Regions from separate parts of the Homo sapiens genome. Here all the other regions are linked to region 1. The links are chromatin contacts, found by Hi-C or POLR2A ChIA-PET in ENCODE. All regions are on one chromosome and are shown on one strand. The core of a region is the stretch at or near the end of the contact, and the rest is flanking DNA. Distances in the headings are between cores, read along the strand shown. Region 1 has its middle 140 kb from the start of SLC24A2. Region 2 has its middle 170 kb from the start of MIR4473. Region 3 has its middle 110 kb from the start of MIR4473.

Region 1 (3,215 bases), core at 354-2,853:
GTCTATTGTTTGCCCCATAATTACTATCCTTCAGCTCATTTGGCTCTTAATCATGCCTTTGAATGCAGCACAGACAGAATGAACCCAGCTCTTCTGACTGTTCTAGGCTCAGTACTCTTGAAAGTCAGGCTTCAAGTAGAGTCAATTCTAAGGGGTCTTTGGCCCCAGAGCAGTCAATGCATCAAAGTGGAATTTTCTATAGCATGCTTGGACCCTTGGCATCCAGCACCAAAGTAAAACACAGCTTGCCTTACATAAGGGAGCCTACATTATCACTCCCAGAATAACTGGTGACCCCACAGACCTGCACAGATGTGCTGTAGAACAAACAAACATCAGACGTTCTCTATAAGGACAGGTCTAGGCTGCACCTTTATCTATATCCAGTCAAAGATATATAGATTTATAGTGACCCAGAAAAGAATGCAGAGGAACCTGGAGAAAGCACCCTGCTGCTTAGATCTACAAATTTTGTTCATCTCATATATATAGGCACAGACAAAAAGGAATGTTGACAGGCTGTATTTACTTGATCTTTTTGTCATCTCTTAGAATCTAATACATGTGAAAATTTTGGCATAGGTAAGCACAATTACTTGTGGTAGACATATATATTTGTGAAGCTGTAACTCCTTGTGTATATATGTTTTATTCTTTACACATTAGTTCTTGCTGCCAAAAAGCTCTACATTTTATAATTCAATCAGCCAACACCTGTACCAAGATTTGGTCACTGGGAACTTCAAATATTTCGTATTTGAGAATGGGGAAAGAAAATCTGCAGAAAAAAAAATTGACCAGAACCTGCGTCATGTATTTTTCACAGGAAAGCTAATTATTAGAGGAGGATAAAAACCTGAGGTTCCCTGACTAGGGAGTGGAGTCTAGACAAGGGATCTGATGTGACAGGGTTCCTTCTCTATCCTCTTCAAAATGTAAGGAATGTTTGGCTTCTGGATTGTGTCAGAAAATAGAAGTAACAAATAGTCTTTATTCATAAAAAACTGGCTTTTCCTGACAGAGATTTTAATCGTGTGCTACACACGTGAATCCTTTTTAAAGAAATTGCTAGGGGCTGGGGAATTTCCAAGCCAACCTCCATTAACCTGCAGATTGAGCAAGACACACATCTGTTCTTTAATTGCACAGTATTTCGAATCAAAACAAACAAGCCCTTCCACAGAAAAGGGCCTGTTTTCCTGGTGATGGTTTTGGCTCGAGTTACCCTTTGTGTTGAGTATGTCTACTCTTCAGGCCATAAGGTAGCGATCTCACCGACACCTCCCTGTGTCACGATTCCCCTTAGTAGTCTGTGCTGCAGTCACTAAGCATGACCACTAGATGGCGGGAGAGGACTGAGTTGAGGTTATGGCGGCGGCTCCTTTCTCCCTGCAGGGTGGGAGGAACGCTGTTGTCTCTTTTTCTTCCTGCCCCTTTGTTTGACTTCACCATTCTCTGTTTCCTTTTCGCTCCGCTGTAGTTACGTGACTCACCTTTCATTCAGTACCTCCCTTCAAGGAAAGCCCTGTCTCCTGTCCTTGGACTGGGATCACACAGAGTTCTTGGGATGACCCTGGCTCTCCCGCGCCAGCCGCTCTGCTGCCAAGCGCAAGCATTCGCTCCCAGATGCTTCGCCCAGTTCTTTGCAAATGTCATCCAATCAGTGTCCAGGTGTTCACGGCTCATCACTGGCTTACTGCTCTGGTCTACATAGCTTGGGACATTGCTGTTTATGCAGGTATAAAAAAAAAAAAAGAAAAACAAAAGAAAGAAGGAACGGCAGCATCACAGAATGTGAATCAGAATATTAGTCTGTGGTACTGGGAGAGAAAAAGAAGATTCCCCAGAGAGGATGAAGACCAAACAGACTGCAGACCTGCCATCTCTCTACACTGCACTTGGATTGGCCATTTGCTGTATGCACCCGGGAAAAAAATTCAGAGGACCATGCTGTTGTGATAGCTGACCTAAAGACATTCTGGAGAGCACATGAGTTTGATTTTTACAAATGACTTAATAATCTGGGGGACCAAGCCAGGGCTGCAGAGTCTGGAAGAGCCCCCGCCAGCGGTGAGCAGAGGAGGAGGAGACCCAGAGTCAGGGGTGGTAGAGGAACGGGGTTTCCCAGGCCTCTTTTCACAGCAATTAGAGGTCTGTGTTCTCCTTGAGGCAGGGGCGTAACTCCCACAAGTGTTAATGAGATTTAACGAAGAGAAAGGGAGACTCCAGAGCTGCATTTCCAGTCGGGGCTTCCACAGCAGCAGAAGAGGACAGAGTTCTGCTGCTTCCAGCCGGACCTGGCAGAGAGTCCTGGAAGCCTGGACCTTAGCATGTTACCTTCATCAGCAATTCCACACTCCAGCCGGCATCGTAAGTCCCCAACCTGTGGTCGCCTAGCCCCTTCTACGAACCTTGTGAAGAGAAGCTGCCTGTGCCTTGGGCTAGAAAGTTCTCTCGCACTCTATCCAGTGCTTAAGCTCGCCTGCCTAGGTTTACATCCCAGCTCTGCTGAGTTTCCAGCTAAGCCTAGTTTCCTCCTCCAAAAAATGGAGATAATAAATGGCACCTACTTCACTTGCGGATCTAATGAAAGTCAAGAGCTTAGCACAATGTTTGACCATATAAAGTACCTCTGAGTGATGATGATGATGAATTTGGGCCTAGAATTGACATCTTAGTCATATGAGGCAGAACCTAGTTCTAAGGAAACACACCTCAGTGCCATGATAGAAACATTTCATCATGAAAACCTAAGCAGTTGTGCAATGAAAATCCCTGTCATTTACAACAATTCCCCCACCCCCCACGTACTTGGGATAAATTAGAACCAGGATGGGCCAAGTTTCTCGTCTCGCCTCCTCTTTTCCTCAGTGGCAACCGTGTGATTTATGGCTCTGACGGGAGAGCCAACCAAACTCAGTTGTTTCAGCTGATTGTCCCCGTGAGTTTTCAGGTTGATGTGAAATCCAATGGGGTGTGAACTGAAACCCAAGATCTCCTGAAAGCCCCATGCACTAAGCTCAGTAAGGGACCAAACCAAACCAAACCAAAGCTCCCTCCCTCTTGCCTGGCACTCCTGGAGCTCACAAAAAGCCTGCCACTTGTGAGCCTGTGTGCCTGGAAGGGTCTGCTGCACCTGGCTGGGGGCCCCTGGGCCATTGTTTTCCTGGCAGCAGCAAGGAGGCAGGTCTTCGGCTCACTCCTGGAGCTGGCCC
Region 2 (3,286 bases), core at 120-2,619, 320 kb after region 1:
CCTTCATCATAGTACCTGGTACAAAATAGTTGTTTAATAAATAGGTCAAAGGATGCAAGGATGATTACATGATCTCTGTCCTCAAGAAGCTTACAGCCTTGAGAGAAAATAAAGATAAATTGCCATCTGTCCTAGGAGAGGGGTGTGCCACAGTGCTAAAGGGACCATAAGCGAGTAATCCCAGCCTAAGGCTGAGTAGAGAGGAGTGGGAGGAGGTTGGGGGTGCAAGCCAAACCTGGGAAGATGATCAACCCGGAGTTAGCCAAGCTGAAGGAGCAGGAGGAGCAGAGATGCAAGACAGTATTACAGCTTCTAAAAAACATGGCTGCAACATCAATCGCCACCTTGTTTCACTTCCACCAATGCCTATTCCTCTCTAAAGCAAATCTAGCTGCCACCACTTTTAAAGTTCACCTTTTCATTCTCCTCTAGAATCTTCTTGAAATTCTAATGACCTGCCAGCCTCATTCACCGAAAGCATCTCCTGTTTTGATCATCCTCTCCACCATGCCCATCCTATGGACTAACGCGCCAGCAGGTGCTGGCCCAATATTCTGGCAGCCGCTGGCCAAGCCACAGGAGATTTGACATTCTTTTTCCTGCCCCCCACAGTCCCCAACATTAACTTGACTAAAACACTCCTTTGCCTCAGTCTACCAGTCCATAAAATAAAAGCATGCATTCTGACCATTTAGGTAGAAGAAGACTTGTAAATTACAAAGGCTTGTGGAGTCCTGAGAAATAGGGCTAAAGAAACACTCGCCACTTAAAATAGCTAACTAAAGAGGAAAGACTTCCTACTCGATGCATTACTGGGTTAGTGGGTTGATTTTATCACATCCAAGGTTGAATGCTTCCTATCAATCAACTGCAAACGAGGAAATCCAGAGCTTTGGCTCCAGTAATGTGCTTCATATGTTCAGAATTGTCCTCCAAATCAGCAACTGACTGTAGTGGTCCAATGGGAGAAGACAGCTGTTCCCAAGTCAGGGCCCCAGCTTTCAAGGCTGTGAGTGCAGGGAAGGGCAGGGAGCCATGAGGACACTCCTGAAAATTCCAACTTAAGGTGGATGTGTCGGATTTTATCTTCTCTCACCAGCTCTGACTCCGGGATGCAACACCTGACATGAGAAAGAGCCTCCTCCTAAATAGCTGCGGTTAAAACATCCTAATGCTAATTAAAAACGGAGAGCTTAGCTAAAGTGGAAGGAAACATTGCTCCATTAATGGCTTTGTCATTTGCTAAAACCTTATTTCTTTGCTGCCTTCAATTTGGTTAATTAATCTTTCACTGGTGATCTAGTGCTGTCAGCGAGGCAATCTATGCAAACCACATCTCTAACTCCAGCCTGTTCTTCAGCCTTTGAAAAACTGGGGGGATGGGTGGTGGTTAAATAACCAATCTACAAGCCACTTGCAAAACGAAAAGTTTCATTTCCCGTGCATAAGGTGCCAAGACCTTTCTTCAATAACCCAGCAGTGTTTTATTTCTCAGCTGGTGGAATTTCAAATTAGTAGAGACTTCCGTGGTTTCTTACAGACCTCCTTGGTTACAGACGAAAGGACTCCACACCCACCCCCCATATTGTGGGTGTTTTTACTACTCCTTTTATTGCTAAGCTCGCACTTATATTCTTTTCACTTTCTTTTTGCACAATTTTTAAAAAAATTATAAATTAGCACCTTCATTCCCTTCATGGTTGGCATCTGCTGTATTTCAAGTGAGAATGCATAAAATCCTCTTCTCATGAGACTATCATAATCAGAAAAACACATAAGCAGAATGCTGACATACCAGCTCCTTCATTCTGCTTTTGTGATTCTATTTATGAAATATTTGACACATGCAATGAGGTGTTATTTATAAAAATTTGCAGCATACTAAACAGTATATAATACTGTTTGTGGATACATATATACATGAGTAGTAAAAATATTAAAGCATGTTAGAAAATTATAAGCATCATCCTCAGTATTTGAGGGTATCTTCAATCTGAGATCATTTTACTAGCCAGATTGTAACACGCTTACACATACAGACACACACACTTACATGTACACACACATTTGCTCTCAATTTTGTTATATATATGAACAAAGCATTCTAGAGTTTTATTACCAGCCTAGACAATGTCTTAGAAGACTTTTAATTTTTCCTTTAAAATAAAAGGAAAGCAGAGCAAATGAGATGTGGTCAATGGGGGTGATGCCATATGACCTCACTTTTTGGGGGTGTTTGACTGCCTTCCAGTAGCTTGCCTCCTGGGTCCATTTTTGAGGCAGGCTCTGGCTTGGCTCCAGGCCAGTGTGACAATCAAGGCCTGAGAAGTCTCTTCTTTCTGAGATAATTTCTCAGGTTTCTTTGTTTTATTGGTGGATAGAAGGAGGGACCTCGAGAGGAAGGGAGTGGGGAGGAGGGGGATCAGGCGGAGATTTCTAAACTCAAACAGGAAGTCCGGCTGCTGTCCCAGCCTGTGAAACTGCGCTGGCTTCAGCAGGGCAGCCCATGCAGGATGGCTTAAAGTTAATCCATGGAGTCTGGGCCACTTTGGACTAATTCCTTTGAGAGTCTCCAAGCCTCCAAGGAGCATCTCTGACTCTGGCAGACCATCCAAGGTAGTTTTGAAGAAAAATAAACTCAGATAAAAAAGAAAAGAAAATATAAACTATCCGGTTAAAACGTGTGCCTTTAAACAGCTATGGGCCAGACACTAAAATGAGTTTACAAGATCCCAAGGAGACAATTAAGGAAAGCGAGAACAAGTGAAAAATAAGATGCTCATTTCAGCATTGTAAAGAGCAGGAAGGAGGGAACATTATCAGAAAGACAGCCTTTAAGCCAGCACTGAGGGATAAAAGAGACCAGATGGCCCTCACCCCCAGGCCAGGCAGAGGACCCGCCCAGCCCCTACACACTGCGCCCTGTGAAATGCATGCGTGCAGCCCTCAGATCTGTCAGATTTATGCTTGCCTTTGCACCACTCCAAGAGGCGCACCAGTGCCGAACATCTTTGAAATTCTGTTGGATTCCAAGTGAAAAATCATTCTGCCTTCAAAGCTAAATGGAAGTTTGGTAGATGCATGTGCTTTTCCCTTAGGTTCAAAAGAGAAATTACTCTCCTCACCATCTTTATGCATTCATAGTTTCCTTTTTCAAGCAAAAAGGGAAATTATGATGGGGAAGCATCCTGTAAAAGCAGAAGGTATTATACAATAACAGTACTGCTTCTTTATAGAAGCAAATTTTTCTACATTTTCTTTAAAACAGAAATGTAGTTTGCTTTCA
Region 3 (2,839 bases), core at 77-2,576, 370 kb after region 1:
AGTGCCAATTGGCTATGCTATGAGTTTTATCTTTGCATCATTTCTAGTACTGGTGATATAAATTGCACAAAGACTTTTAGAGAGCTCTAATTCATTTTAGACATTTTTTATAAAAAATGGACACCAAGAAAGTGCTTTATTCACAATGTTGACTTTGTGTGTAAGCACTATGCATGTATGTAAAAAATGTTGAAACTTCCTCAGTAAATGAAGATGTAAAGAATTTATCTTTCACAATGCAGATGTACAAAAAGGACCTCTCTTTGCACATCTGCATTTGTGAAAGATATGATTTCTTGAAGTCCCAATTCTTCGGGTGACTGCATATGCAGTGGTGACCCACTGTGGTTTTTGTTTGCTCTCGTCAAAAGATTGAGGTTGCCCATCATGGTATTTCAGATGACCACAGTTATAAAGCTGGGTGTACAGAATTGCCAATCATAGTGGTATGCATTTATAAATTTCACTTTCTGACCTATTTCTTCATGTATACAGTTCATAACTGTTATGCTCTCATGACTGTTGTTAGTACACCTGACTGTTTATGCTTGCAAAAATATGCACGTTATTATTAACTAGTCTGTTCTGTAAAGCAGTCTATGAAGTATGCTGTCATTCTTTTATGCTTCTCAAATAAATCCCCCTTTTAAAATGTAAATACATTTATTTTAAAGAATTTTTATTTTTTCCAGAATTATATTTTGGGGATTTTGGACTAGGAATTTTGATCTTTTGGGGTTTCAACATTCAGGATTATGGTGTTTGGAATTGTGTCCTTTGGTATTATGACCTAAACCCACCAACAAGTGGGAGAGCAAGGATTCAAACCCAGGTCTGTCCCATTCCAAAGAACATCCTCATGACCAATGTGCCAGTCAGACTGTCCAGGTGCTACTGTGCTCCAGGAAAACCTGAAGGGAAGGTTACAGATTGAGCCTCAAAATCCAGGTTAGGACCCAAACCTGGATCAGCATCATCCATTTTACACATTAACCCTGATGAAGGAGAGAAACTAGACCTGAAGACCAAAGAAGCAGATTCCAGGGGTCAGGGTGAGGTGGCCAACAGGAAACGAGGCTGCAGTTTGAAGGCCAAGGGGATGGAAACCAGGGGAAGGTGGGATGGGAGGAAGGAATATAAACTGGCCCTGAAGAAGGGTTTGGCACGTGGACTGTAAATGAGGAAAGGGTCTCACTCTGATTAGTCACTGGCCAGATGGGTGGACCCACCTGCCTCAGGGACAGTGACAAGTCTGGGACAGACCCATGGCAATGGCAGCCCCCACCTAGGCAGCTGCCAGAAATCCTGTGCAGAGTCCAGCACTGCTGACTCTGTCGTGTGACAGCTCTCAGATGCAACACGGGTGGATCCGTGGGCGCTTCCTTGAGGAGGCTGAGCACAGTCCAAATAATGCACAGCAGACTTTGATGGCCCTCCCAACCAAACCTTTTTAGGTTACAGACAGTGCTGTGTTTATACTCCCAGGGACGGAACATCCTTTGCTCACAGCCCCACGCTCCACCCCCACCCACCATCTCCCCAACTTTGGCAAATGCCTAGACTCTGAGCAATCTGTGCAGACATGTTGTGAATCACTGTCAGTTCAAGTACACAATATTCCCTGATTTTAACCCTCCTTGGCTGGCTTGCCTTGCATGCTCCCACTCCAAGCACTGGTGGAGGCAAACTCCATAAGGAAGCAGCACCCCCAGGGCTGTATGGAGCAGGCAGCAGGGAGCAACAGCAGGCAGGACAGCCACAGAACTAGGTGACTGATACCCATGAAGCTCAGACAGTGCCAGGCACAGTCCCAGAGACTTTACATTCCCACAGATCTGTGAGCAAGTGATTATTATGTCCATTGTGAGTGTGAGGAAATTGAGGTTCAGAAAGATTAATTTTCTTTTTTATTTTTTTGAGATGGAGTCTTACTCTTGCCACCCAGGCTGGAGTGCAGCAGAGCTATCTCGGCTCACTGTACCTCCACCTTCCAGGTTCAAGCGATTCTCCTGCCTTGGCCTCCCAAGTAGCCAGGATTACAGGCACGCGCCACCATGCCCAGCTAATTTTTATATTTTTAGTAGAGACGGGGTTTCATCACGTTGGCCTGGCTGGTCTTGAACTCCTGACCTCAGGTGATCGGCCTGCCTCGGCCTCCCAAAGTGCTGGGATTACAGGCGTGAGCCACCGCACCCGGTCCAGAAAGACTAATTTTCATACACACTAAAGTGAGAGAGCTTAGATTTAAAACTAGATACGTTCTTCCTAATATACAATGTTCTATCTCAAATCATCATGTTTCCAATGATTTCTATTAGCAGCCATAATAGTAATAGCAGCAGCCTGTGGGCTAAACACTACACTAAGTGCTTTGTATGTACTAAGTCATTTAATCTTTCCAAACAGCACTGAGGAAGATACAACTACTATCTTCATTTTAGAAATGAGGATCTGAGGCAAGAGAGTTGAGCAGCAGGAGAGAGGTAAAAAGGTAGTGAGTTATCCCCTATGCTCTTCATTTCCTTTGCCCTTCTCCTTACTAGAGCCCACTCAGCTAGTTGGGGCAGACTGAGGCTCATATGACTCTAAGTTCTTAATAGCTCATCTACAGACCTGTGCTGAACAGGGAGGATCCTAGAGGACATGCGGCCATGGAGGGTCTGAGAGATGGTTTGGGGGTCGGGATGTATATACAACAGTCCCATAGAGTCATTCCCCAAATAAAGCAGAGAAGGACAATTTGAGGTCTTGAGATAAATAAGCAAGAATGGCTAGATGGGAAAGCTTGGAGGCTTCTGAAGATTCATAGAGAGGGAGCAGGAGCAGGCAGGGCAGGCCC

What was found. A loop is a pair of places that touch in the nucleus more often than their neighbours do. ChIA-PET counts read pairs that join two places held with the same protein, here RNA polymerase II (POLR2A). Pooled maps may share reads with other maps.
Region 2: a map of CD8-positive, alpha-beta T cell shows a loop between it and region 1 (2.1-fold over the local background). The contact joins two enhancer-like sites. A Hi-C loop is called at or near these places in 1 of 168 maps with a recorded cell type or tissue (CD8-positive, alpha-beta T cell), 4 of 37 single-sample maps with no recorded cell type and 12 of 50 pooled maps. POLR2A ChIA-PET finds 5 or more read pairs at or near these places in 1 of 52 experiments (H1).
Region 3: a map of heart right ventricle shows a loop between it and region 1 (2.1-fold over the local background). The contact joins two enhancer-like sites. A Hi-C loop is called at or near these places in 3 of 168 maps with a recorded cell type or tissue (heart left ventricle and heart right ventricle), 1 of 37 single-sample maps with no recorded cell type and 2 of 50 pooled maps.

What each region holds. Positions count from the first base shown.
Region 1 is chr9:19,924,833-19,928,047 of GRCh38, forward strand. It overlaps a transcript of SLC24A2 not described here. Among named protein-coding and RNA genes, the nearest start is that of SLC24A2, 140 kb to the left of the region's middle. RefSeq lists enhancers at 1,319-1,613, 1,539-1,648. Within about 2 kb of position 1,604, at least 3 of the 41 ENCODE cell types and tissues checked have a DNase peak (open chromatin) inside an H3K27ac peak, as active enhancers do.
Region 2 is chr9:20,241,547-20,244,832 of GRCh38, forward strand. It overlaps a transcript of SLC24A2 not described here. Among named protein-coding and RNA genes, the nearest start is that of MIR4473, 170 kb to the right of the region's middle. Within about 2 kb of position 1,370, at least 3 of the 41 ENCODE cell types and tissues checked have a DNase peak (open chromatin) inside an H3K27ac peak, as active enhancers do.
Region 3 is chr9:20,296,330-20,299,168 of GRCh38, forward strand. It overlaps a transcript of SLC24A2 not described here. Among named protein-coding and RNA genes, the nearest start is that of MIR4473, 110 kb to the right of the region's middle. Within about 2 kb of position 1,327, at least 2 of the 41 ENCODE cell types and tissues checked have a DNase peak (open chromatin) inside an H3K27ac peak, as active enhancers do.